Regions from separate parts of the Homo sapiens genome. Here all the other regions are linked to region 7. The links are chromatin loops, found by intact Hi-C in ENCODE. Cell type or tissue: dorsolateral prefrontal cortex. All regions are shown on one strand. Region 1 has its middle 370 kb from the start of NTRK2. Region 2 has its middle 57 kb from the start of SLC28A3. Region 3 holds the start of LOC107987088 (a long non-coding RNA gene). Region 4 overlaps AGTPBP1 (ATP/GTP binding carboxypeptidase 1). Region 5 has its middle 480 kb from the start of AGTPBP1. Region 6 has its middle 220 kb from the start of AGTPBP1. Region 7 holds the start of NTRK2 (neurotrophic receptor tyrosine kinase 2).

Region 1 (4,000 bases), 370 kb after region 7:
GGGCTCAAGTGATTCAAGTGATTCTCCTGCCTCAGCCTTCCAAGTAGCTGGGATTATGGGCATGCACCACCATGCCCAGCTAATTTTTGTATTTTCAGTAGAGACGGGGTTTCACCATGCTGACCAGGCTGGTCTTGAACTCCCGACCTCAGGTGATCCACCCACCTCGGCCTCCCAAAGTGCTGGGATTACAGGCAGGAGCTACTGCACCCAGCTGGGAAAATAACTTTTTAAGGGATCAAAGAGGTTAAAAGTCAGGTGTGTCTCCTTTTTCTTCTCTGGGAAAAAAATAATCTCTCAGTGGTGTCAACACAACGAATAGGGCTCCTCACAGCCTTTGTATTTGAGGTCCATCTAAAATCTTCCTGGGTGCTGTGAAGAACCAGTAAAATGAGGGAGTCTGGGTGATCCACGTGATAGCGAGCTTTGCCATCCCTAATGAGGGAGAAAAAAAAATCGGTGAAAGGCATTGCTTATTTGCTTGCTCAGCCAAGGGTTGGGTGGGAGGGTGGTGTTTGTTAACTTAAAGATAGCCTTAATTTTATTTGTTTTTTCCTAAGGAACATCTGCTTATACAATGATTAGGCATTGACATTCATTAACACAGGAAGTAAAATGTCTGAGGTTTGTGTCACCAGGAGTGTTCAACAACAAAATAAGACAGACACTCGTGGGAGTGATTTGAGTGCATTTTTCACACTGTGCAAAGGTTCACTCTAGAAGAATGTGTAGTATTCAGAGGATGCAGCCATTGAGAATGCGGTTTTCTGCAGCAATAGGTCATTTTCCCTAGAACTGTGGGCACGGGATGGATGATGTGGATGATGAGGGACATTGACCATGTGCATGCGCCATGTGAATGAATGCCTAATGAGGACTGGCGGCAGCAACATCTCAAAAAATACTTTCTGAATAAATGAATAAATTTCTCAGGCACACAGTGAAAAGAATGCAGTACATTCTGTGCACTCTTTCTACATTCCAGGGTGCATTTACATATATTATGGTATTTTCTTTCCTAACCTTCCTATGAGGACTAGAGCAACCACCACTCCCCGCCCCACCCCACCCCCAACCCCCAGCTTCCGCTTTTTACAAATAAGTATCTGGTCCTTGTCCTGTGAGTTAGTGTTGGAACTAAGGTGAATTTCTTAATCCTTGATAGAATTCCAGGACACTCAGCCATTTGGCCAGAGACTTTAAGGAAAACACTCTCAATTCTTAGTTCTCATTTGTGATATCAGAATACAGCATCAATATATCCTGAACGCCCTGCCCCCTTCCACCCTCCTCCCTTGGTTAAAAAGAAAAAAAGTGATGCTATCAAAAATCAGATTTTTGAGCATGTTAAGTATTGTAGGACAAGTGCGACAAAAAGGAAAATAATATAATTTAAAAGTCAGTTATTCCATTTCCCAATCTCCTTTTCTAGACTTCCAGCAATAGGCATTTGAGTAGATATTTGAAAAAGTGTAAAACGCGGCAGTCAATTGAATTTTTCCTGTTAATGAAATGAGAGAATCGAACGCCTCCACAAAGAAGTGATATGTCATTGTCCCTTGGCTCTGAGGAGAAGGTGGAACTAGACTTCAGACTCCTAGAACGCAGGAGATGTGGAGCGCACCGTGGAGATGTACTAGCTCAAACATGTCAGGTTACACATGAGGAAGCTGAGGCAGAGAAGGCTCATGAAAAGTGATGTAATCGTCTGAGGCAGGGCTGAGTCTCACCCCCAGGTTTCCTAACTTCCAGAGCCCTTACAGCTGTGGGCTCCAATTGTCGATTTCACTGGCTCCCTGCAGCTGAAGCAGCCTTTTTCATCACTGGGGCCTTTGTGTGTGTGCGTGTCCACAGGCATGCCCTATTTTCTCATCTACCCCTCTCCCACAAGACAGAGTTCGACACCTATAACCAAGCACCATAAAGCTGTGCATTAACATTTCAGTACCTACAAAATAAAATTAAAGGCTTTCTCTTAGCCTTGTTGTGTCTCAACAGTAAGGATGAAAAACCAAACTACATTGCTCCCCAAATTGTAGTTGTCCCCAGCAATTTCTAGATTTCACTTAAGAGATCAGTCCCAAAGAACAAGCAGAGGATGAAAAGGAATCTGGGAAAGCTGTCAGCAGCTCCCCACTCTATCCCCCATGTGGGTCCCCACCCCCTCCTCAGCCTCAGCCTTGGCTTTTGGAGCCCGCTGCCCTCTTGGGACACAGTCCGCCCTCCATCATCCTACCTACTGGCTCCGCATCCCTCTCACGTCTTTTTAAAGAGGTATTTTGGGAAGCAGCACACGCACATCCAGACACCAATTACTCAATCTCCCAGCAAGTATGGAGATGATGGAAGTATAGCCCTGTGATCTCCTAGCAACAGCGTGGGGGAGGCTGCAGCGCGAGCTGGTTGCCCAGCACCACCCTGCGTAGAAGGCATTTGCGCATTTCACTTTTGTTGTCTTTGACGGCCATTTCTAAAACGGGCTGGCTGTGTATTCTTGGGGGGATTTTAGGCACTTAAGTTACTCTTTTAAAAGATCTCTGCTGACATCCACAGGTCCTATAATTAACATCTCAAGCCTTCACAGGCCGGAAGTGTTCAGGAAGTGGTCCGTCACCCCTAAAAATACAGAGCCCCCTCTAGGTCCTCCTCCGGCAGTTTATTAGGGATTTGTCCGGACTGTCCCCTCCTTCCTCCACCCTGCCTTCTCTCGCCTTTACACGTATTCAGCCCAGATGTAGACACTCAAGCACTCTTTGTTGGTTTTTTTTTTCTCCTATTTGTGAACTCTGCCCTCTAAAAAAAATCAAGAAGATTACAGTCACTGGACATCTTAGTTTGCTTTTTAGCCTAAAAAGACTCCCTGGCTGTAGCATAACTCCACACCTGTTGTCCCACTGCCTCCCTAATCTCCAGCTCTACTCCCCATGCCCACCTCCCACAGCAAATGTGTCACTGACAAGAGGAATGTTTGACAAACTAGAGTAAGAATTGATTAAATGAGGGAGGGAGGTGAGAGCTAGCATGATAGCTAACTCCCCTCACTGGAAGTACTCAGAATCCCAGGGGAGATGGCTGTTGAGTGCAAAGGCAGTCCTTTCTGTAGTTTATAGCGGAGGGATGGATATTTGGGGAAAGAGAAATAGAGGATCAGAGAGAAATGTGGGATTTCCATTATCAATAAAAGAAAACTAAAGGGCAAGAGACTTGAGGACAGCTGCATCTGCTCTAAATCCAAGACTCACATCTGTTATTGCTGACCCAGGGGCCCCTCAACTTTGGGAACCCTTGAGAGGCTCAAGCCTTCTGGCTCAGGCTGGAGGGTAAGGGAGAGCAAATGGAAACAAAAGGACTGAAATGCTGCTCTTGAGAAAGGGCGGAGTGCCAAGGATCAGGAGGGAGGACTGAGTGCTTTGTTGCAGGAGCACTGATTGGAACAAACAGGAGAGGGCACTAAACCTACCCTAAGTTAACAACCATCTCTCAGATGTTGGGTGTAAGAAATGATGTCTGAGATAAGAAGATCTGACTCTAAAATAATCTTCCAAATTTTATTTCAGCCAAGTAATAGGCTGTTTCTTCAATAAACAAGGAAATCTTCTGTTTTCTCTTCTGCCTGTCTGTGCCCTGGTTTGCTCTTCCTTGGGCCAAAAAGTTTACAAGATGATGTTATTTCCAACAGCCTCCTCTGTGGGACTCATGGCCCATAAAGCCTTGCCAGCCTTTTCCCTTCTAGTCCTTCTGAGGAGACTCCTGGTAGGTGCTGACCATCTTGCTTCTCAATGGAATTCAAGCATGAACAGTTTGGGTGATGAAGACATAAGCTAGGACTAAAACTCTACTGGAAAAGGAGAACAGCAATTCTCACCCTGGCTCCAAATTGCAGGACAAGGTCTGTGGTGGACCCTACAGCCACCCGTGAGCACATGAACTCCTGTTTGCTCCTGGGACTGATTCAGGGACTAAAATAAGCCTGGGCTAAGAGGCTTAAGGATTTCAAAAA
Region 2 (4,000 bases), 270 kb before region 7:
CATTACAGCTGCAGCCCGATTGGACTGATGAAAGTGCAGACCATGGTGGATGACAGGGTCTCGCTGAAAACCAGTGTTGACAGACTGTGGCTAGTTTCTGTTTAACAGATAGTGTTGCAAATCTGTGTGCATCGATTGATTCATGCATATTTAATGTTGAATGTTATGAGTATGGAAGGGTTTCTTTTGGAAATTGGTGCATCACAGATGTTGTATCGTCCAGTCTCCTCATTTTGCTGGTGAGGAAATTGAGGCTTGGAGACAGTAGGATGATGTCTTGGAGTTTCACAGCCAGGTAGCTGCTGAGTTACTTAGAGACCTGGAACTCTTGGCCAGTACCCCTAGGAGGGAGCATGTGGCAGACTTGAGACATGAGTGAAGGGCCATAGGTGAGCCTCTTCAGCTTCCTGTGCCTCAGGTTCCCATCTTATAAAATAAAGGAGTTGTGCTAGGGTTTCATCTCTTAGACATCAGCTCTAACATTCTACGATCCTCCCTGTACACATGCTGGCTTTTCCATTTTCAATTATTCTAAACCACGATTGTTTGACTGATTCCTTAAAATCAAATACTGCTGAGTGCCATTACTTTCATTTGCCCATCATTAAAAACTAAAGGACAATTTCCTAGTTGATTTCAAAATGATCCATTATGTAACAAGGACAAAAGTTAAAACTTGCTATAGGTCCAATTAATTATGTAAACCATCAGTTGACAAAACAGCAGCTAATGGAAATATTTTGTCTAATAATCTCCAAGTTACCATTATGTTAAAAGCAGTAGCAAGTGTGGCACATGTGGCTCACCTAAATAGGTGTAAAATATACACACCTTATATGAATGAATTAAATAGTCATAGCAAAACACAAACAACGTACATTGGAAAGTGAGTTTCAAATGCAAGGCAGTCCTCAGGCTCCCATATTAATTAATTTTGCTTTGTCTTTTGTGGCATTAGAGATTCACTGTTATACATGGCATACTTTTGTAACTTAATCCAATTGCAAAGATCTTGAAAGGAGATTCTATTAGCTCCCTTGACCACCCATTTCAGGATTGTAACAGTTTTGCTTACCTGGGCTCTCAGGATAACTGAGGCTCATTTGATTATCACTCTACCCATGGGTGGATACTCAGGGTTGTTCAGAACCAGGAAGGCTGGTAGGAGTTGCAGAATTTATTTAGCCTCAGGTCTTTGGTGTTGCTGAATCAACCCAGATTTGTAGTAAACTCCAAGAGGCAGGTTAGCACTGGGCACTTGGGAACAGAACCCCTATGGACAAGGAGCAACAGACGATACTGGTGAGATGGCAGGCATAACAGGGTTAAAGACCTAATGGAGACCCCTAACGAGGCATTCAGCTGGATCTACATTAGCTCTGGAGGCAACCACCAGGACCACTTTGGACCTTATGCGTTTTATACCATGTGAATGTATTTCTATTAATATAAGTAAAATAATTTTAAGAAAAAGAAGGGAAGGGCATGCCCACCTGCTCTGTCATGCTGTTTGTCTCTGGCAGAGAGGCAGGTGCTCTGGAAGGAGCTGGCAGCCTGTGATGACCTAGAATGGCCACTTGGTGGCAGTGTTTCACTTTAATTGGCCCAAGGCAACCCGACCTGGTTTTATGAACTTCTAGCTGCGGATTTCTGGGACCCGCCCTCAAGGTTCAATTTATAGGCCTCGAGTGAAGATGCAAAATAGGATCCTGAGTGGAAAGTAATGGCTGTAACAGATATCCTCTGGCTCCTCCCTGTCTTCTTTCCCATTAGAACATCTCCCATCTAAGAGCTGCTTAGCAGGAGACAGGGGTCAATATCACAGAGGCCGGATCAGAGGCAGAAGCTGGGCTGCTTTAGGCCTGACACCGTGTGAGGGACCTGAAGGCAAGGAGCGTGGCTGCATCTGCCAGGCACGGGTGCTCAGGGGTGCTGCGAGTCCCCCAGGCCAAGGACGGGGCGTGCATTCATGGAGAGTGTTTGGCTGTCTTCTTTCCTGTGCTGGCGCGTTTCCAGGGGCCCACTCTTTCTGAGGGGTCTCTCAGGGAGGGCATGGCTGTGAAAAGTGAGGGAGGAAGCCGCAGGGATGTCACCTTCGGCCGGTTACAAAGCCCTTCTGGGCCACGTTCTCCTTTGTGGGATTGGGACGTTGATCCACTTCAGAGGCTCCCAGGCCCCCAGTTCAGGGCTGTCCCAGAATCACCAGAGAAATAAATTAACACAGATTCCGGGGCCCCGCCACTGCTCAGTCTATTCTATGGGTCTAGTTGGGAGCCCCGGAATCTGTGGGTTTAATAAACCCCAGAAGAACCCAATGAAGTTTGGAATCCAATGGTTAGGGGTGCTTTTTTGGATTCCTTCTAAGTGAGAAATTGTGACTGTGGAAGTGATGACTCACTGTGAAGCACACGGGCCCTGAAATCCACCCCTTCAAGCTGTTGATCTTTGTATGCATTTATTTCCTCAAGATGTTGCTGGCTCTTCCCGGGCCAGGAAGCAGATGCTGTGCCCGGTAAGGCCCGTCCTTCCAGTCCAGCCTTTACCACCCATGCGGAGTGAGGGTGAGGGCTCCGAAGGTGCTTTTGACCCTAATGTCATAACCATGGGGGGTGGACACAGATGTAAACTCGAAACTCTTCTTATTATTGAAAAATGTAAATATATACAAAAGTAAAGAGAATAGTATAATGAATCCTTATTTATCCACTACTTAGATTCAACAATTATCAAGATTTTGCCACATAGCTCTTATTCACATGCCAAGGGGGAGAAAAGAAGATTTTGCTATAGAAAAATTATCATACTTTCATTTTTTGTGTTTGTCTTTGCTGAAATTTTTGCTTGAAAAAGGCAAATATCCAGGTTTCTAGTCATTTCCGCCTACATGGGGCATTTCTTCTGTGCCTTTATTACATGTTAATAATGACTTCTCAGGCCGGGCATGGTGGCTCATACCTGCAATCCCAGGATTTTGGGAGGCTGAGGCTGGAGGATTTCTTAAGCCCAGGAGTTCAAGACCAGCCTGGGCAACATAGTAAAACCCCATCTCAATAAAGATATTTTTAAAAATATTAAAATTGTTTTTTAAAAGAGAAAATAAATAATAACTTCTCAATATCATATAATTCTGACCCATACTCAAATTCCTCCAGAATTAGCTCAAAAATGTCTTTTGACATTTGATTTGAGGTCTAGGCTTCTGAGGTTATCTCCTAATGTCTCCCAATACATGCATTTGCAAAGATCCATTGAAGGGGTTGGACATTTAAAACATAGCACAACTTTTTAGCCTGAAACACACACAGAGCCCTGCAGAAAAGTGAAGTTGAGATCCTCACAGGTTCTGAGTTAGAGGGGCCTTGGAGATTATTCAGCTCACCCTTTCCTCAGTACTGGAGTCCTTTGACAGGATCAGGACTACTGTACATTTGGTATTGAAATTGCTCTTGCAAAATTATGACGGTAAGAAATCTAAGTCCAGGCGCGGTGGCTCACGCCTGTAATCCCAGCACTTTGGGAGGCTGAGGTGGGCGGATCACCTGAGGTTGGGAGTTTGAGACCAGCCTGACCAACATGGAGAAACCCCATCTCTACTAAAAATACAAAATTTGCTGGGTGTGGTGGTGCATGCCTGTAATCCCAGCTACTCAGGAGGCTGAGGCAGGAGAATTGCTTGAACCTGGGAGGCGGATGTTGCAGTGAGCCGAGATCATGCCATTGCACTCCAGCCTGGGCAACAAGAGCGAGACTCTGTCTCAAAAAAAAAAAAAAAAAAAGAAATCTGATACAGTTGACTCCATCTTACTTCTGACCTCCAAGCTGTCCTTGGTCATTCATGAGCGTATGCCAAGCTAACTTTGGGAAGAATTTAGTTTATAGTTTAACCTTAAAGCAGAGATGATAATATCCCTTCTACAAACTAAATCGCCTTTGTAAAACTAACAAAAGTCCACAATGTGAGGATTATGAGAGGCCTGAGTTCTGATAAGAAGGGCATAAT
Region 3 (4,000 bases), 480 kb after region 7:
CAGGATGTCCCAGCTGCCTTTGGACTTGAAGTATAACACTTCTTTACATTCTGAAAGTCAAATTGGCCATCAAGGCATGTGGCAAAGACCAAGAGTTGTGTCCCAATATCCATTCTTGCCTTCTATGCTTCTTTGGTACTAGACTTCAGACATTCACATGAATGTTCAGAGTAAAGGCTAATTTTCAAGCTACCCTTATTGCTATGCGTGGCCCTATGACTAAGTGTTGGTCAATTGGATGTGAGTGGAAGTTGTGTCTGCCATTTTAGGGGTGTGCCCTGTCTTGCCCTGTTTTTCTTTGTCTCTCCCACTGGAAACAGATGTCATAAAGAGCAACATTGGACCACATGGATGAGAAGAGAACTGTAGTGCCTACTTAACAATGTGGAGCTGCTACGTTAGTCTTGAACTGTTTTGGCTCAGATTCAGAAAAAATAAACTTTTAATTTGTGTAAGCTACTCTTGGATCCTAATGCAGTCACACTGTATCCTAGATAATCCAGGCACTTAGATGCTATGGCTACTGCTTTAACTCCTATCAAAACCCTTGGAAAATAGAGCTAAACAGGTTTGGGAAGTGGCATGACATATCCATGAAGTCTGTGCACTTTGAAGTAAGATAGAACTGACCCTGAATTTTACTTGGCCACTTCCTAGCTGTGTCTCCATGGCCAAGGTAATTAAAATATCTGAGCTAGGTTTCCTTTGCTTAAAAATTGAGTAAGTAATACATCATAGGATTGTTGTAAAGGTTAAATGAGCTGGTGTATACACAGTTCCTGGCATCTAATAAATATTAAACAAATGCTTGTTGCTATTGCTCAGGAGTCAGACACACTAAGGAAGTTGGAAGACAGGAGGAGAGGGTAGGAATGGCTTCATCTGCTCACCTTGCTTCTGCAACCAGAGGGACTTGCAAACACTCTTCTCTCAGTTTCTGTAGCTCGTGGATAGAAGATGTCATCCCATGGCTGACAGACATCTGGATTTTCTGTGCTGTGCTTATTCATTGAACTTAATCATGACCTCACTTTCTATGCCTGAGTGAGTAGAGGCTCCTTCTCCCTCCTTGGGTACAGTTGTTGATGGATTGAAAAGCACTCACTGAGAAAAGATATACTGTGACCCCTCCCAAGCCCGAGTCAATGTGAAAAGGGCTAAAACTGTGCCAAGTGCCAGAGTCCACTGGAAATTTCTGAATCCAGCTGCACACCCAGATGTGCATGTTGACAGGATGCCAAGCCATTCCAAAGTCTTGAGCAATGCGCAGTTCCAGGGCCCAGTGAGCTGGTGCCAAGGCTTTGACTGCCACTCCAGGAAGCCAGCAGCGGGGCAAGTGGGGGAAAGAATGCTCATTGAAAGAAGAAATTATTTTATGTATGGTTTCCCTGCTGACCAATGACATCTCTACCTTGCTAGTGTCCCACCTGTCCTCCAAAGTGGCTGACCCCACTGGAGATTGTTGCAGGCTGCAGCCATCTTGATGATGAGAATTGGCATCATCTGGGAGGAACACTCACTTCGTAACACTTCCCTTGAAAGCCATACTGTGTAAAACTAACTGCAGAGATGCAAACTTTCTTGTTGGAAGCATTGGCCTATGAAGGTAATAGAGAGCCATAGGGAGAAAAACAAATTGGTGGAGGAAAAAGTGACCTATACTGCCATCTGTCTGTCTGGAAGAGCATAGGTGACTCAATCCATTTCACATTTACCTCTCTTCAGCATTCAGCTAAGGTAAAGAAAAAATGGAGGGAAATAACTTGGATCAAATGTCTGTCAGCCCCACCCCTCAGCTTCCCAATTATTTCATCCCTCCTCCAGCCCAAACACATCTTTCTCTCACATCCTGATAGAGGCATTTCCATCTGTTTGCAAAACCTCACATTCCTGCCATAGCAAGTTGGAACTCAGAATATTGATACCCATTCTCTCTCCACTACTGTGTTCAAAACTGTCACCATCACAGGGGACATCAGGCCTTGGTGAACTTGTCTTGTAATCCAGCTTCCAAGCACAACATTGTTTCAATGGGAAGGGAACTCATTCTGGGTCCAAACAAAAAGCTGGTTGGTGACCTTAACGAATACAACCACGACATGTTTAAGACTGTCTGCACACGAAAATCAGCAAACATCAAAGATAGCATTGCACAATACGGAGTGTGGCACATCCAGAAAATTCAGGGGGAATGAAATTGCAAATGTAAGGGATAGAGTCAAAGACTGCATTTTAAGTTTATTTCCACCCAAACTGGTTCTTCCTCTGCCATGGAATAAGGAACAACTCAGCAAAGGGAGAGAAAGAAAGCAAAGCAATGAGGAGTTTCAGCCGCCTATTCTTTCAGGGGAAAGCTGGCGTGTGCTTTTCCCAAACTCAGCTATAGGCAGAAAACCAGAAGTGAGGCCGCTTCATCAGGAAAAAGAGATGCAGACAGCCCAAGTTACACAAATCCCTGAGCCTTGTCTGCACAAGGGTGTTTCATTTCATGTGGCTGCTCAGTATGTAAAGGATGAAAGTCTCATTTTAAGTAAATAGTGACATGGACTGTGGTGTTGATTAACAATCAACCATGTCTCAAGTCCAGCTCTCTCCAACGAAAAGCACCAAGAAAATACAATCTTCGGAAGAAAGGACTTGACAGAAACCACAGGCATGAAGTTGCATGGCCAGTTCCTGTTTGGGAAAAGCAACAGCACATTTGGTCTCTGAATTCCCTGCATTTGGCCGGCCATGTGGTCTCCAAAGTGGCTGTTTTTCTGAAGTCTCCATTGCGCATGGACCGACACACTCAGGCTTGCCTTCTTTCTGATGCCTTTTTGAGTGATGGCAAGAGCTATGTGAGTTCTCAGGGTGAGCTCTTTGTGTACAGGTTTGGTGTAAATAAGCATTCAGTTGAGCAAAGGTAGTTCTTACCAAGCCCTTGGCCATCACAAGACCACCTGTGCTGGAGCAGGCTGGGGCTGAGGAAAGGTTGGGAGTGAGTCTCCAGCTTCCCAAGAAGGAGTGACGTGGTCCCTGCCGAGAAGGAGTCATTTTGTTCATTCCCAGTCTCTTTCCTCCAAATTTTCAACCTAATTCCCACCTACGAGAGCAGTATTTTGGATACATGGAGCTCTCAGAGTGCCTCATTCCTGCAGTTTCCAAAGGCCCTTCTCAGTCCTCCTGTTTTCCATAAATGTAAGATGTGTTTCCAGGATCACCAGCTGCCTACTAGCAGGAAAGACCAAGGTGATCAATAAAGCACAGCAAGACCTTCCTTTTAAGCCACCCCAGCATGTTGCATTTCTAGAGCAAAGGAAGGAATGGGACTGAAGGCATAGCTTTGTTTGTAGGCTTTCATGTGCACCAGAATATACATTAAGGGACATGCCACACAATGTGTCTGTTTTTAAAGTGTTCATTCTATGCCGGACACAGTGGCTCACACCTGTAATCCGAGCACTTTGGGAGGCCGAGGCTGGTGGATCACTCCGAGGCCAGGAGTTTGAGACCAGTTTGGCCAACGTGGTGAAACCCCATCTCTACTAAAAATACAAAAAAATTAGCCTGGTGGCAGGTGCCTGTAATCCCAGCTACTCGGGAGGCTAAGGCATGAGCCTCTCATTTGAACCTGGGAGGCAGAGGTTGCAGTGAGCTGAGATCATGCCACTGCACTTCAGCCTGGGCAACAGAGCAAGACTGTCTCAAAAATAAAATAAAATAAAATGTTCACTCTAAAACGATTTGATTAACACACTGTTGACAACTGAGTTATCTGCTATGAACAATAGAAAAAAATGAGTTAAAGAAAGACCATTGTCTTGAACTACTGCTCTCAGAATGGTGGTCTCAAATTGTACAGAGCTCAACCTGCAAACACTGGAGCTCTCATCCCCTGGGGGGCTCTTAAATGGCCTGGAGGGTTTCCATAAGTGGGCCTACAGTTCAATAAGCAGGCCTAAAGTTCAAAGCCAATTTTCAGAATAAAGAAACATTCTCCCCAGGCTCCGGACACCTT
Region 4 (4,000 bases), 940 kb after region 7:
AAATAAATAAATTCAATAAGTAGCACATATAAAACCACACATGACCCAGGCCTTCAGCATTACTAGAAGACAGAATATAACAAACTTTAAATTGTTTATAAATAGTAAAATGAGCAAAGATATAGAGGATGGAACAACAGAATTGGGGTTGAAATCTTTAAAGTAGATTTTAGAATAAAAAATATTTAATGAGAAAAAGGAGGAATTTTATAATGACAAAGTCACAATTCATAATGAAAATATAATAATACTTAATATCAATGCATCTGATAAGATCAACCTCCTACATAAGGCAGAAACTACAGAAGATATAAGCAGAAATCGACAGGGACATACTATTGATATAGTCTTCAAAACACCACTCTCAGAATAAGATAGAACAATTGAACAAGAAAACAAAATATAGAGAACCAAATGACATAATCAATGTGGCAATTTTTACATCTAAATGTCAAATGTCTCATCCTGATACAGATGAAAAATATATCTTCTTATGTGAAGAAGATATATTCTTTATTATCTTCTTCTCAACAGCACATGATACATTCATAAAAATTGATAATATATATGACAATATATTATCAGCAAATTTTAAGCAAAGATATCTTCTTTGCTTGGAATTTGATGATAATATATTAAGATATAATATAAGATGATATAAGTAATATATCTTCTCAATAGCACAATACATTCACAAAAACTGATAATATATTACATCACAGGGAAAACAACACCAAATTTCACAAAACAGAAATATTACAAACTCTGGTCACAGTGTACTAAAACTAGAAATTACAAACAAAATGAAAAAAACAAACAGGGAGGGAACCCACGCAGGAGGATGGAAGGAAGAATAATTTGGGATATCAGACCCTCAATAGGGTGGAGGAAGGCATCTGTCCAAATAGACAACAGGGAGATTATTACATAAACTGGAATTGATCAAACAAGTTAATATATTACGGACAGTGGGGCCCAAAATTATCTCTGTTGGAGAAGAAAGTTGTAAATATGGAAAGAAAACAAGAATAAAGCCTGTGTTATTTGCTCGAAAGTTAAGGTATAAGTATAATCTCATGGAGTGTATGTGTGTTTGTGTGATTATATACACACATACATAAATATGTACCTACAAATATGGAAACCACTACAAATGTGAATTACTGTGTAAATATTATGTATGTATTAAATATACTCCCTAATTGTTCATTGAGATAGTTTGTAAACAGTAATAACCCAATAGCAATGTGTATACCAAGTGTACAGATCTTTTTTTTTTTTTTTTTGAGATGGAGTTTCGCTCTTGTTGCCCAGGCTGGAGTGCAATGGCATGATCTTGGCTCACTGCAACCTCCACCTCCCAGGTTCAAGCGATTCTCCTGCCTCAGCCTCCCAGGTAGCTGGGATTACATGCAGGTGCCAGGCTCATTTTTGTATTTTTAGTAGAGACGGGGTTTCACCATGTTGACCAGGCTAGTCTCAAACTCCTGACCTGGTGATCCGCCTGCCTTGGCCTCCCAAAGTGCTGGGATTACAGACGTGAGCCACCGCGCCCGGCCAGATCTTGGTTTTTAAACATCATTCACTACTAAAGTAAAATGGCACTCTTTGAAGAAATGGCAGATTTCATTCAGGGGTAGAGAAAAGCAAGATGGGCCTTGTGCCAAAAAGCAAGGGCACCCATAAGGAATGACAGGGATATCTCAAAAGGGCACACACACCAGCATTAATGGTATCCCACTGGCCAAATCCTGGACAATTTGAATATCAAAATAAATAATGATAGCAACAAATTATAACTCATTGAGTCAAATAGGAAACCCAGTCTATACTGATAATACATTAAAAGCTTGAGAAGGAACAAGATATTTAGATAGTCTCAAAGTACCTCAATGTATAACACTAATTACAAAGAGAAGAAGGAAATGTAGGAAAGCCACACACCTAAATAATATTAAACTGTAAAGAGCACCCCAAAAGGCAAAAATGTATGAGGAACATTTGTCAGGGGGACTAATCCATTCTAGGGAGGCAGAGGAGACTTGAATTAACTAACGTGGGCAAAGCGGTGAGAATGCTACAGACTAGACTCCAAAATTGTACTTTATTGCCTGGTTCCAAACATGTTCAATTTATGTAAGAAGGCAGTTGAAAATCCTCAGAAATCTGAGAGAAACAAAGATGGAGAGAAAGTGAAAGAGAAGCTTGGTACTGAAGCTCCAAGTCACTAAAATGCAAGACTGCCATCTGGTGGTAATTTCAGCAAATCCCTTCCAAGTAATGGGGGGGTAAGAGGGGGTGATGGATTGAAACAGACACAGCACTATTTAGTGACACACATTCTCAAATTCAGTATTTCAAAGGCAGTATTCTCTTTACAATTGAAAATACAGTGTGAAACATAAATATTTTTAAACTGCTTAATTTTAAGATCATTCACTTGTGAAAACCACTAAGTATTCAATAGAATCACTTTTAAAAAGCTCAAAGAAAAGGACAACTTGAAAGAGAAGCAACTGCCAGCCTGTTCCTTTTTGGGGACACTGCCAAAGAACAAGACCTCTATTGGGCACATTTTCTAGAATCCAACACTTAAATAGTACCCCAACCGGCACGCCCCAATCAAAAAAAAAATTACAGACAATAAGCTACTCTCCTAACTGATACTACTTCCTCATTTCAATCATGTCTGACAATTAAATAAATACCTCCAGATGAAGAAGTTTCCACTGCACATACTTTCTTTGGTCATCAGCCCCCACCCTTAAAATGAATTATTGCTAGTTATAATTGCTTACAATGTTAAATTCTAGTTTACCAAAATATTGGTCCCTTTCTTTTAATTCTGTTAATGTTAAGACAAACCAAGATTTGCTTTATGTTGTACTGACCTAACAAATCTAAAGATAAGTTTAATAAAATATTACATCTACCTAAACAGCTCCCATAGCTTCTACTAACTTCCTAGTTAAATACTTACAAATACATGGAAATAAGAAGAAAACTCACAATAGACAACTTATCATCAGAATCTGGAAGGAATCTCTATTAAACTTAAGGCAGATGGAGCAAGACTGAAAAATCCAATGCAGAATATGCCTCGTGATCTGTATCTTGTGGTTTAGGGGCTTTTCTTTTTTTTTTTTTTTTTTTGCATTTTACATTTTGGATTCCACAGCTAAAATAAGTGTCACACTAAATAAAAAATAAAGAAAACAATAAAGAAGTACAAAAATAGAAAGCATAAAAACCCAAACACATCAATTGTAAGAATTTTAAACAGGTTAAACTCCTCTATTAAAAGACAAATGATCAAACAACAAAATCCAACCTCTTATTTATGAAAAAAAAAGCAAACATACATCAAGCAAATTCAAACCAATATAAAAACAGAATTCAAGGCAAAAGATGCTGAATGAGATAAATGTGATAATTTTATACTATTAAAGAGATATGCAAAAGGAAAATGGAAAACTTACAAAATTCTGTGTGCCAAGTAACATTGTATTAAAATAGAAAAAAAAAGTTTTTAAATGAAGGCTTGACAGAAACACAACATAATTGAAAGACTATTAAGTATTTTTAAGTCTTAGGTAGATAGAGAAGACAAAAAATAAACAAGGATATAGAAAGTTGAATAGATGTATAATATTAAATATGAAACAATATATTTTTGGGGGACAGAGTCTCACTATGTCACCCAGGCTGGAGTGCAATAGCACAGTCTCAGCTCACTGCAACCTCCACCTCCCGAGTTCAAGCTATTCCCCTGCCTCAGCCTCCTGAGCAGCTGGGATTACAGGTGTGTGCCACCAAGCCTGGTTAATTTTTTGTATTTTTAGTAGAGATGGGGTTTCACCATGTTGGTCAGGCTGGTCTCGAACTCCTGACCTTGTGATCTACCCACCTCAGCCTCCCAAAGTGCTGGGATTACAGGCATAAGCCACCATGCCCAGCCAAATATGAAATAATAAGAAATCTCTCTCTATATATATTGGTC
Region 5 (4,000 bases), 590 kb after region 7:
CTTCTGAAGCCTACTTCTGTCAATTCGTCAAACTCATTATCTGTCCAGTTTTGTTCCCTTGCTGGCGAGAAGTTGTGATCCTTTGGAGAAGAGACGTTCTGGTTTTTGGAATTTTCAGCCTTGTTGTGCTGGTTTTTCCTCATCTTCGTGGTTTATCTACCTTCGGTCTTTGGTGTTGGTGACCTTTGGGTGGGATTTTTGTGTGGACGTCCTTTTTGTTGATGTTGACGCTATTCCTTTCTGTTTGTTAGTTTTCCTCCTAACAGTCAGGTCCTTCTGCTGCAGGTCTGCTGGAGTTTGCTGGAGGTCCACTCCAGACCCTGTTTGCCTGAATATCAACAGCAGAGGCTGCAGAATAGCAAAGATTGCTGCCCGTTCACCCCTCTGGAAGCTTCGTCCAGAGGGGGACCCGCCAGATGTCAGCTAGAGCTCTCCTGTACGAGGTATCTGTCGACCCCTGTTGGGAGATGTCTCCCAGTCAGGAGGCACAGGGGTCAGGGACCCACTTGAAGAGGCAGCCTGTCCCTTAGCAGAGCTTGAGTGCTGTGCTGGGAGATCCACTGCTGTCTTCAGAACTGACACACAGGAATGTTTAAGTCTGCTGAAGCTGCACCCACAGCTGCCCCTTCCCCCAGGTGCTCTGTCCCAGGGAGACAGGAGTTTTATCCATAAGCCCCTAATTGGGGCTGCTGCCTTTCTTTCAGAGATGCTCTGCCTAGAGAGGAGGAATCTAGAGAGGCAGTCTGGCTACAGTGGCTTTGCCGAGCTGCACTGGGCTCTGCCCAGTTCGAACTTCCTGGCAGCTTTGTTCACACTGTGAGGGGAAATCGGCCTACTCAAGCCTCAGTAATGGTGAATGCCCCTCCCCCCACCAAGCTCCAGTGCCTCAGGTCAACTTCAGACTGCTGTGTTGGCAGCAAGAATTTCAAGCCAGTGGATCTTAGCTTTCTGGACTCCATGGGGTTGGAATCCACCGAGCTAGACCACTTGGCTCCCTGGCTTCAGCCCCCATTCCATGGGAGTGAATGGTTCTGTCTCACTGGTTTTCCAGGCACCACTGGGGTATGAAAAAGAAAACTCCTGCAGCTAGCTCAGAGTCTGCCCAAATAGCCACCCAGTTTTGTGCTTGAAACCCAGGGCCCTGGTGGTGTAGGCACCTGAGGAATCTGCTGGCCTGTGGTTTGCGAAGACCTTGGGAAAAGCATAGTATCTGTGCCAGAATGCACCGTTCCTCATGCCACAGTCCGCTATGGCTTCCCTTGAGTATTGGAGGGAGTTCCCTGACCCTTTGCACTTCCTGGGCGAGGCAATGCCCCACCCTGCTTCTGTTTGCCATGTGTGGGCTGCACCCACTGTCTAAGCAGTCCCAATGAGATGAGCTGGGTACCTCAGTTGAAAATGCAGAAATCACTCACGTTCTGTGATGATCTTGCTGGGAACTGCAGACCAGAGCTGTTATTCTGCCATCTTGCCAGCCGCCGAGAGTCCCTTTTCCTTCCTTTGGAGGGCTTCTGCAGGAGCGGGGGGTGGGGCAGTGGGGTCCTGGTGCCTCTTTCAAGTATAATACTGAATTACAGACTTGTTGCACTAATTGTATAAATACCCATTACACCTGGCACTTGCTCTTCCACATATGGGCAGTAGGTTTATCAGTTGGCAGCCAGAGTCTGAAGACCACAGATATACTAAGCTGGGCAAAAGGACAGAGCCCCTGAGTTTCCCTCTATATAATTTCCAATGCACATAGCCACAGCTGTGGTACAAGTGGCCAAGCACTCCTGATCTATCTTCAGACAGACTCTGGCAAGGGCAAGCTAGAGCACCAGTGCCCTCTCATGGACAAGCCATGAAGCATCTTCAAGGGAACGTGCGTACCCCAGCTGGCTCTATGACGAAGCTGGAAACGCACAACACCTCTCAGCCACTGCCATCCTCCAGGGATGGGGAAGATCGTGGTGTGCTGTCGGAAGAAGCTGACTCTGCCCACCCTCTCCATTGCCACCCATGCCCCAAAAGAATCTGCCCCTGCCGGTGTCTCACTTCTGGAACCATCATCTTTAAGGATCGATTCTTAAACTTCCATCTCAACCAAACATACATCTTAGGACAATTCACTTTCAGAAGTTATGAGTCATCTACCAGTTACTAAGCATGATTACGTAGTTCTTCCTTAATAGAAAACTTTGACCCCAGGACTTCAGGGACATTGATCTACTCAGAATACCGAGATGTTTCAAGAAGTGAGAACCTGCCTCAAAGACAATCTTGCCTTACTAGACTCATCTATATTTTTCTCATCAACGCTCCCAATGACTGAAAAATGCATGCATTATTATTATCCTGATACATTTTACAGATGAGGAAATCAAGTCTGACACCACAGAACTTGGCATACGGCTGAAGTTCAACGCATTAGTCCCTTCTTTACTCTGCTAGTTCACACGGTGCAGCCGCTGTTCTAAGAGGAAATCTGCAAAAATGTGGTCACTGTCTTTTAATGCCTACTGATATGGAAATGCATGATGGGAAAAGTAGAAAGGAAAATATAACCAAATACTACCATTTCCTGAGTTTAATACGATTCTTATGCCATTTCTTTTTAATTTGACAATTTAAGAAAATAATCACAGATTTCTAAACAAAAGACATCTACACCAAGAATCGTCATATTTTTCTGTAAGTGAAAGTTTACAAAGTTTTTTCTTTCTTTCTTTCTTTCTTTCTTTCTTTCTTTCTTTCCTTTCTTTTTTTTTTTTTTTTTTGAGACAGGGTTTTTCTCTGTCACTCCCAGCTGGTGTGCAGTGATACAATCATGGCTCACTGCAGCCTAGATTTCCTGGGCTCAATGCAATCCTCCCACCTCAGCCACCAGACTAGCTAGGACCACAGGCATACACCACCGTGCCTGGCTAATTTTTACATATATATATATATATTTTTTAAAGATAGGGTTTCACCATGTTGCCCAGGCTAGCCTCGAACTCCAGAGCTCAAGTGATCCACCCACCTCAGCTTCTTAAAGTGCTGGGGTTAACAGGTGTGAGCCACTATGCCTGTCTGAGACTTTTCTTATAAGCACGTTTGCTAACAACATTGCTCACTTTTATCAAAATTTAGGTTACTTCCTAACCTCATTGTGAAACAGACATCCATCTCATTAATCCAGCAGCTCATGCCTTGCATACAATCTTTAAAAATGGGGCTAAGGGAATCCAGCAACTCCATATAAAATCAAGAATCTGAGGTTGCTGGAATGTCAAAGGCCATGTCACACTTACCACTTGTTATTATTATCCTCAATATTGCTGCAGGCTGTGATGATATATGTTGGCAGGAGGAGACCTTTAATGGATTTATGTAGGACCAGGAATGTTTAACATCAGGATAAGATAAGAGAGGCCACTGGAGATTTTCTCCGCATATGGCTTGGAAGGTGTGCTTTTTCTCCTTGAAGAGTGAGAGCATGAGAATTCAGCTATTTATTCCCATAAACATACTGGCTGTTTGGCAGGGGGAGTTTGCTTGGAAATGTCCCAATAGCAGCAGAAGCCAATTTAGGATTGAAAAGCATAGTAGGAAATCTACCTTATGGATAATTTATAGGATGAAATCTGAGAGACGCATCTTTTCTTTAAGGGTCTTATTTTGAAGGGCAACATTTTCCTTCAGAAAAATCCTGCAGGACCCCTGACAATGTTGTTAAGGAGGTAAATAACCAGGAACCAGACAGGTCAAGTAAGTTCCTCAAGGTAAACCCAGTTAATAAGTGCCAGAGTTCGCACTTCAATTCAGGTTTCTCATCCCAGTCCTACTGCTTTTTTCACTACTGCATGCTACATACCCAGGTAAACCAGCTAGACTACGGCCAAGTCTCATGGACATAGCCAATTACTATCTGCTGATTACAATTATTTTGTGTGATTTTCTATGGGTTATTTTAATCTGTAGGCAGCAGCAAAACTCTTTTCTCCTACCAGCCATGTAGCTGAGCTATAATGTC
Region 6 (4,000 bases), 850 kb after region 7:
AGGCCAGGAAGTTTGCCTATTTCGTAGGGCCCAGTTCATTAAGCGTCCTATTGAAAACCATGGTGGTTCCAAGTTCTAAATGAAGTGAACTCTCCTGGCAACGAATGATTTGGGTAACTTCAGACTAAACTGCCATTGTTTTTTCCACAAGGCATCAGAAACAAGACTAAGCCCTGGAAACATCGGCGACAGGGCGCAGGGAGTAGATCAGCGTGCCAGGCCCTGGTCACGGGAAATTCATAACAATCCTGGACTCAGGAGATGGCTTCATCGGGAGGCTGTGGGACTTATACACCATCACCACACTCTCTCCAGCCCCCAACACCCAAATTGCATCTCCTGAAATGCTGTTAGCTCACTACTCACTTTCCTTGTGCTGGACAAATTGTGGCAACGACAACGTGCTGGAAATCACCAATCCCGTCTTCTTTCTGCCCTGCTACTGCTTGTGTACCAGGGGCCCCTTAGTAGCCTTTCGCTGGATAAGTTTGCCAACTTGCAGAAAAATTTCCCATTAAAAAAATTCTACCCCCTCCCTGACTCCCACCTCTCTGCTTTCTGTAGGATCCTACATACAGCAAAGGCTGGGCTGAGCCAGGATGACAAGCTTCTCAGTCCCAGGAGAGGCCATCTAACTCTCACCCTCCCGCCATGCCGCTCCTCTCCTCTGACCCTAGGAAACAGTGGGCATCAGAGGGAGGGCTAGGGTCTTCACTCTCCCTCTCTTCTGGGATGCATGCCTTGTCCCTGGGTCCCATGATACAAATGCTCGTGGCAAAAGTCTCTCCTCATCCATCTTTCCCCACATGGTCAGTCCCTGAAGCAATATGGCCTCTGCATTGGCCCAGTTTTGCCATTAAACTGATCCTCTAGTCCCCAAATCCCAATCCCCACCTCCACTAAGGCCTGGGATCTATGACCTTCCCACCAGAAAACTTTTTCTTTATTGGTTTCCTTGAAGAATTTTGATTTCAATCCCCAGCACTTGTTAAAAATATAGTCCCAGATGGTTCTGTTGCATAAACCAAGATGGAGACCCCTGAATAGAATCTCCACATCTTCTGTAGTAGCTGTTCTGCGGAAATACTACTCTACATATACTGGGTCAGTCTGACTATGCACTAGACATTAGATGACATTATACAATTGTTGATAAATTCTCTTAGGTGCAATCAAAGTGTTGTGAGAGTTCTGAAAATTTAAATGCATAGAAAGAATAGCTAAATTAGGCCGGGTGCAGTGGCTCAAGCCTGTAATCCCAGCACTTTGGGAGGCCAAGGCGGGTGGATCACGAGGTCAGGAGATTGAAACCATCCTGGCTAACATGGTGAAACCCTGTCTCTACTAAAAATACAAAAAAATTAGCCCAGCATGGTGGCGGGCGCCTGTAGTCCCAGCTACTCGGGAGGCTGAGGCAGGAGAATGGCGTGAACCCCGGGAGGTGGAGCTTGCAGTGAGCCAAGATCGCGCCACTGCACTCCAGCCTGGTGACAGAGCAAGACTCTGTCTCAAAAAAAAAAAAAAGCTGAATTATATATAGCAAAATGTAAATAATTGATCTAGATGGAGGGTATATGGATGTTTATTGTACTACTATTTCAACTTTCTTCAACGTTTAATCATTGTCATAATGGAAAGCTGAAATAAGAAAGCAGACAACCAATAAAATATTTCATATAGCTACAATTCATGTTAATAAGAAAAATTAAAAACTTTATTATATAAAGGTTTACCATGTCAAGGTATGCTAATCATTCAGAAATCTAAGAGAAAATCACTCCAGAAAGTGACAAAGATTTGTGCCCTGCGTTGATAATGCAGGTGTGAAGCTGGGATCAGCCTCATAAGCGACGGGGGTGGGTGTCATTCACGCAGACTTTGGGGAGGGCAGTTCAGGAATGTTGATCAAATGCATTTCTCCAGCAATTCCACCGCTAGAAGTTTACCCAAAACAATTAGGAAAACAAAGGGAGTGAGATGCATAAGGATATTCAACATAGTATAGTTTTTAAAAGAAAAAAACAACCCGTAACCAACCATCTCTCAATAGGGGGCTGATATAGCTACACGGTGGAATAACATTCAGCCATAAAAATTAAGGTATAGATCTCTATATGTGTACTTGGAGAGAAGCCTATGGTTGCAAAAGGCAGGTCAGTTATAGACAGGCAGATGGATAAAAATCAAGAAGAAATTATAGTCCTCGTGGAGTTCTTTTTTGTTTGGTGTGTTGTTTAGTCTTTAGTCTTTTTATTCCTGGAAAAAATGTAAATGACCATTTATTACTTTTGTAATTAGAAAAAAAAAAACTCTAGCCATTTCCATTTGGGAATTCAAAGGACACAACCCCTTCCACCCAGAGTGAATCAATGTGGCACAGCATGTGTCATGTGGCCCCGCCTGTCCCCAGGGAGAGGACAGACAGCTTTGACAGAGTCCCCTTCCTGCTTTGCCATGGCTGATGGAACACATCCACCAGGACGCCTTCCAGGGGCTGATGAGTTAACCACGTGTGCAGTCCGCGGCTTCTCAGAAAGAAGAGTACACACTGTTATGATCTTTCTCTCCAGGCATGCCAGCCTGCATTTCATAGTTTGATTGAAATTGTGCCATCCAGTCTGTCTCTTCACAAACAAATGGAATATTCTGAGCTGCCAGCATTTGGAGGCGCACAGCTTGCATCTTTTTATGAAGAAAAATAAACACTGTGTATCGTAACAACCAAGTCATGATGGATAAAACATGCCTGCGATCGAGAACCACTTGCACGGCCCACGCCACAGACTCGAGGCAGGTGGGGAACGGCTGGACAGTGATGGAGAACAGGCTGCGGGCGGCTGGCCGAGAGAGATGAGTGGGAGCCGCGTGTGGACGTGCCATCAAGGAGAACTCTCTTTTCTGGTTGCATCCCCGCCATTCCTGAAGAACACAGGCACGTGTTGTTTACTCCATTGGTGACAATTAGTGGTGGCGTCCGGTTCCCTTTGTGCTTCCAGTCATTACTCAAATGCTTCAAACTTGTCCCATCTCCTGGACATCCTTAGGTTGTTTTGTGGACTAGAAAGAATTTCAAACCACTCACATGTGATTTGCCAACTCATTCCTTTGGACAACTGCTTTTCATAGCCCCAAAGTCCTGGAGCAGTGGTGCTCAGGGTGTGGTCCCTGGGAGCATCAGCATCAGCATCAGCATCCGTCAGGGAACTTGGGAAAAATGAAAATGCTTAGGCCCAGCCCCAGAGCTGCTAAAGGGGGATGGGCAAAGGACAAAGGGCAAAGAGCTCACGTCAAGTGAATTTACACCCATTTACACACTTTCTAGAAGTTTCATCCAGTGAGGTCTACTTAGGTCTCTTTGGCCGGAACGGTGTCATATGGCCGCTACTCACTGCAAGGAAGACTAGGGAACAGAGCTTTTGAGTTGGGCCCGTTAGCATCCCACCAGCCCTCTGGACACACACACACACGCACAGACGCACACTCACGTGCGCACACACACATGCACACGCGCGCGCGCGCACACACACACACCCCCATTAACCATGGTTCTGTCAGCAAGAAAGGAAGGCAGGCTGTTGAGTAGGGAAGTGGGAGTGCCTGCCGGCGTTCTCGTCTGTCCCTACTTCATCCTTCCTCTCTCACTGTCTTACAGCAAAGGACTACAGCAAAGGCGCGTTCAGCGCCTGCGCGGCCAGGCCCGGGGTGCTGGGTTGCGGCTTCCCGCGGGTAAACCCTGTCGGTACCCGATCCCCGTCCGCGGAAGGCCAGGAGAACGCGGTTCCCCTTCTCGCGTCCTCTCCCTTCCCGCATCTGTGGATAACTCTTCCCGCATCGGCCTCTCTCTGCTGACATTAGAAAGACGTCCCTACGCCGCGGCGAGCTTCCTTTGCCCCTAAAAGCACTCCCTTTCTGTGTGCAGGAAACCGCCCCCGACTCCGCGCGATCGCCCTGTGCGCGCAGGAGTGACAGGCGCCCCAGCTCGCGCTCTCCAGCCCGCCAG
Region 7 (4,000 bases):
CATATGATTGAGAGAACAAATCCGTTCCCTATTACTCCATTTTAATCAGAAGTTGGCAGTATTCTTGCTTATTTTTTTACAACTCAGTATTGGATGTTAAAATCAATGTATTGAGTTATTACATGCATTCAGAAATGAAATGGTGTAGAAGAGAAAAGGATATATTAGTTTATGTACTAAGGGTAAGTAAGTTTTGTATTATGACACTTCTTTTTTAGTTAGTATATGCCTTTATGTATGTGTTCATTGGGTTGTGATATAAAAGGCATTTCTTATTGTGGATCATGGTCAAAAGAGTTTGAGAAACATTGCTCTAGGTACATCATGGTTCAGTGCAGGTAGGAACCTGCAGCACTTAATTTCTATGCCTGCATTCAAGGGATCTAGAAAAAAGTCATCTCTATATTGTTCATCTGAAAAATGTTCATCATCTCTTACAAAGGTGTGATCTGAGAATCCTTGAAGTGATCTCTGGGACATATCTTATAGGTCTTAAAATCGAGGTAGATCCACAATTCTATCAGTTAAGAAATAGCTACTGATCACCAGTGTGTTCTAGACACTGTCCATGGAGGTGTTCAGTTACTAGCATGAATAAGTGGGAGGCCCTCTCTGGCCCAGTACTGAAGCCTATCTGGCTACTAAATGAGACAGAAAGTAAGGCAAGGTTTTAAGCAGTGCTAGGAGCACTCAGAACGCAAGGAAGATTTGAAATTGTGAAGGTGAGAAGGAGCGTGTCTGGGGGAATTATCCAGGTTCTTGCAGACTTAGAGGTTAAGAAAGTGAGATCTCCTTTATTTTATTTTATTTATTCATTAAAAATACACATATATTTTAACACCTACTATGTCCTTGAGAGATATCAATGAATAAAATAGATAAAAATCCCTGCCTTCATGGAGTGTACATTCTTCTGGGAGAAATTTTAAAAATATATATAATAAGTAAATTATCTGTCCAAAGGACAAACTGCTATGGTTGAAATAGTAGAGCAGAAGTAGGGTGATTAGAAGTAGGACCGCAAATCCTAATTTTAAGTGGGAGATAGTGGAATATATTTAGAATCCAACTATAATAGTAGCATATATTTACTCTAATAGAAACTCTACAAATATTCCAACATAATTAGACTCTTCTGGTGTACAAACCACCGTAAGACTGCCTATTCTCCATACCGCATTGACATGCTGCAGCCACTAGGGCGAAAATGGGCCGTTTCTTAGAAAAATGGGCTCAGAGTATGGGAGTGTGAGAGAAATGTGGGTGATTACGCACACACTCCTTCCTTCCCCAAGTGTTCCTCAGGGGCTTCTCCGCTTAAGGTTCACTGACAAGACAGGCGGAGTTTTACGTGCGTCTGAGACCAGGTCATTTTTGCCCTTGGCGTCTCTTCCTTGGCGCGTCCTCACCTAGTAGAGAATAGAGGCGCAGCTCAGGAGTAAACTTCAGCCTGGCCGTTCACCACTCGATGTGTGTTACAGCCGAGTGACAGTGGTGAGATAGACCTGCTGGCCTTGCTTTCGGGACCTGCAGCAAGATTTTTGGGTGCTGTCCAAGAATTCCCGCGGTTACACTCAGCGCCCAGGATCTGTACAAAAAAGCCCCAATAGATGTTTTACGTTCCCTTCGTAATATTTAACGCTTGGCCTAGATCCGAGCATTCACTCTAACGTTCGGTTTCTTGATCCTTCCCATCCCCAAACTCTGCGGGTAGATCAGTGACTATTACTATATTTTGAACGAGACTCCAACCCATTGCTCTCTCGAGAGAGAAGGATTGCCCGCCTTTTTCCCCCGGGCAGGAGCTCGGCGAGGCCAGGAGAGCCGCGCACCGGCCGGGCAGGGACGCGCAGGCGTCGGGCGCCGCTGGTTGCGCATCTGGCGCCAGAGCGCGCCCCCAGCGCTGTGCCCGCCGCGACCCGGGCCATGGGCTGGTGCTCCGGAGCGTGCCGGGCGCTCTCTCCCCGCGCGGGGGCACCAGAGCCCTCGGAAGTGTCAGGCACTGCGGTGTATTTTCCCCGTTCTCTTTTAAATGACTGCGGAAAAACAGATTCCGAGCCGCAAAAGGGAAGACGGATTCTCAGACAAGGCTTGCAAATGCCCCGCAGCCATCATTTAACTGCACCCGCAGAATAGTTACGGTTTGTCACCCGACCCTCCCGGATCGCCTAATTTGTCCCTAGTGAGACCCCGAGGCTCTGCCCGCGCCTGGCTTCTTCGTAGCTGGATGCATATCGTGCTCCGGGCAGCGCGGGCGCAGGGCACGCGTTCGCGCACACCCTAGCACACATGAACACGCGCAAGGTACGGCAGGGGAGCAAGGGCTTGGGATGCCCTACGTGGGGGTGGGCATCGCGGGGAGTGAATCCACGATCTGGGAATGGCTACATCCCGTCAGGTTAAAGGATGAGAGAAAATGACGCGGCGCCACACATCGGACAGGCCAGGGTGGCCACCGAGCATTTAGAATACGCATCAGGCGCGCTCCCTTCCCCTCACATGTCTCTATTTCCCGGGCGTGTGATGGCAGAAAACGGCAGGAAAAAGACCCACTTAGAGAGCTAGAATTGTGTTTGGAGACTCCCTTCCCTCTGCAAAAGCACCAACAGGAAGCCCCTCCAAAACCACCGATCCCCAAATAGGTGGCCCGGAATGGGGGCGGTGATCCTTGGTTACCAATGCAGAACACGTTTTGGTGTTTACAACATTTATTTATTTTTAGGATAGCTTGCCCTCCCTTTTAGGCAGGGTGGGAAAGGAGAACGCGGGGAGGGAGAAGGGAGGGAGGATTCCTATAATAAGAATCAGCGCATTTTTCAGAGCTGAACCAAGCACGGTTTCCATTTCAAAAAGGGAGACAGCCTCTACCGCGATTGTAGAAGAGACTGTGGTGTGAATTAGGGACCGGGAGGCGTCGAACGGAGGAACGGTTCATCTTAGAGGTACCTGGATGTAAATGCACACACACACACAGACACACACACGCACGCGCGTGCATGTCTACACGGCCAGGATGTGTGCGTGTGTGCGCGCGTGTGTGAACTCCCACATGCTGCTGCTGTCTGCTTCTGGCCAGTGGCACCGATGCCTCCCTCCTCCCTGCTCGCCCCCAGATTCCCCTCCCCTCCCTGGTGCTTTTGTCTGGAGGGTGTTATGGGTTTGTGTGTGTATGAGCGTGTGTGTGTTTTTGGATTTCAGACTAATTTTCTGGAGTTTCTGCCCCTGCTCTGCGTCAGCCCTCACGTCACTTCGCCAGCAGTAGCAGAGGCGGCGGCGGCGGCTCCCGGAATTGGGTTGGAGCAGGAGCCTCGCTGGCTGCTTCGCTCGCGCTCTACGCGCTCAGTCCCCGGCGGTAGCAGGAGCCTGGACCCAGGCGCCGCCGGCGGGCGTGAGGCGCCGGAGCCCGGGTGAGCAGCGCAGATAGTGCCCTCGGTCGCCTCGGCCCTCACTGTCTCCCCCTGGGGCGGCCTCGGCTACTCCCCAGGTGGGACGTGCCGCGCCACCTGCCCGCGCCACCGGCACCCAGCGGCCGTGGCGGATTCTGCAGCATCATTCGGGGGCCCCGTCGCGGAGCCAAAGCCGCCGGCAGTCTCCGCATTCCCCTTTAAAGGGTCCTTCGCCCGGCCTGTACCATGGAATCCTGTCTTGGGGACCCTTTCCCTACCTCCCCTCCCTTGGCCTCAGGCTCGAAGAGAGAGTGGGCACACTGGTGGCTCCAGCGGCGTCAGTGCCATCGCGGGGCAAGTTGATTCCTGGGCCGGAGCTGGGCACTCATCCATCCACAGTCTCCGGGCTGGGGTCGGGGTGGGGATGACGCGAGCAGAGAGGGAGAGTGCCCCAATTAGTGGTGTTGGGGGTCCTACGCTCAGTCTTACGCGTGTCTGTTTGTCCTCAGCCTCGAGGTGCATACCGGACCCCCATTCGCATCTAACAAGGAATCTGCGCCCCAGAGAGTCCCGGGAGCGCCGCCGGTCGGTGCCCGGCGCGCCGGGCCATGCAG

The links. Hi-C counts contacts between places; a loop is a spot of excess contacts. Peaks named below come from ENCODE experiments on the same cell type or tissue, not always from the same donor. Only the 100,000 strongest peaks of a DNase experiment are listed, where the experiment ranks them.
Region 1: it touches region 7 in a loop (11-fold over the local background); 5 of 110 quality-filtered maps call a loop at or near these places.
Region 2: it touches region 7 in a loop (3-fold over the local background); 19 of 110 quality-filtered maps call a loop at or near these places.
Region 3: a loop joins it to region 7, with 3 times the contacts of the local background. A loop is called at or near these places in 9 of 110 quality-filtered maps.
Region 4: it touches region 7 in a loop (11-fold over the local background); 9 of 110 quality-filtered maps call a loop at or near these places.
Region 5: a loop joins it to region 7, with 9 times the contacts of the local background. A loop is called at or near these places in 15 of 110 quality-filtered maps.
Region 6: it touches region 7 in a loop (6-fold over the local background); 2 of 110 quality-filtered maps call a loop at or near these places.

Annotation. Positions count from the first base shown.
Region 1 is chr9:85,038,597-85,042,596 of GRCh38, forward strand. No RefSeq gene overlaps it. Among named protein-coding and RNA genes, the nearest start is that of NTRK2, 370 kb to the left of the region's middle. In dorsolateral prefrontal cortex, CTCF peaks have their summits at 2,466 and 3,422 (motif pointing right); DNase peaks (open chromatin) are centred at 835, 1,665, 2,395 and 3,365; H3K4me3 peaks cover 2,839 bases; H3K27ac peaks cover 4,000 bases.
Region 2 is chr9:84,395,676-84,399,675 of GRCh38, forward strand. No RefSeq gene overlaps it. Among named protein-coding and RNA genes, the nearest start is that of SLC28A3, 57 kb to the left of the region's middle. In dorsolateral prefrontal cortex, CTCF peaks have their summits at 1,577 (motif pointing right) and 1,781; DNase peaks (open chromatin) are centred at 1,566 and 2,073.
Region 3 is chr9:85,141,555-85,145,554 of GRCh38, forward strand. It overlaps LOC107987088 (a long non-coding RNA gene), which reads right to left and starts at 1,081. Exons shown (of 4, transcript XR_001746809.1): 1 at 891-1,081. In dorsolateral prefrontal cortex, a CTCF peak has its summit at 1,667; a DNase peak (open chromatin) is centred at 1,267; H3K27ac peaks cover 584 bases.
Region 4 is chr9:85,608,022-85,612,021 of GRCh38, forward strand. All of the region lies in intron 17 of AGTPBP1 (ATP/GTP binding carboxypeptidase 1), which reads right to left. Among named protein-coding and RNA genes, the nearest start is that of AGTPBP1, 130 kb to the right of the region's middle. In dorsolateral prefrontal cortex, CTCF peaks have their summits at 2,247 (motif pointing left) and 2,452; a DNase peak (open chromatin) is centred at 2,261; H3K4me3 peaks cover 482 bases; H3K27ac peaks cover 3,602 bases.
Region 5 is chr9:85,257,131-85,261,130 of GRCh38, forward strand. No RefSeq gene overlaps it. Among named protein-coding and RNA genes, the nearest start is that of AGTPBP1, 480 kb to the right of the region's middle. RefSeq lists enhancers at 82-883, 473-1,672, 884-1,684. In dorsolateral prefrontal cortex, a CTCF peak has its summit at 1,831 (motif pointing left); a DNase peak (open chromatin) is centred at 1,831; H3K4me3 peaks cover 437 bases.
Region 6 is chr9:85,519,024-85,523,023 of GRCh38, forward strand. No RefSeq gene overlaps it. Among named protein-coding and RNA genes, the nearest start is that of AGTPBP1, 220 kb to the right of the region's middle. In dorsolateral prefrontal cortex, no CTCF peak of the experiment used is centred here; DNase peaks (open chromatin) are centred at 2,488, 2,778 and 3,698; H3K4me3 peaks cover 1,656 bases; H3K27ac peaks cover 3,861 bases.
Region 7 is chr9:84,666,482-84,670,481 of GRCh38, forward strand. It overlaps NTRK2 (neurotrophic receptor tyrosine kinase 2), which reads left to right and starts at 3,248. Exons shown (of 19, transcript NM_006180.6): 1 at 3,248-3,407; 2 at 3,896-4,000. RefSeq lists a silencer at 1,773-1,992. In dorsolateral prefrontal cortex, CTCF peaks have their summits at 1,975 and 3,494; DNase peaks (open chromatin) are centred at 1,970, 2,510, 3,090, 3,140 and 1 weaker place; H3K4me3 peaks cover 2,916 bases; H3K27ac peaks cover 2,855 bases.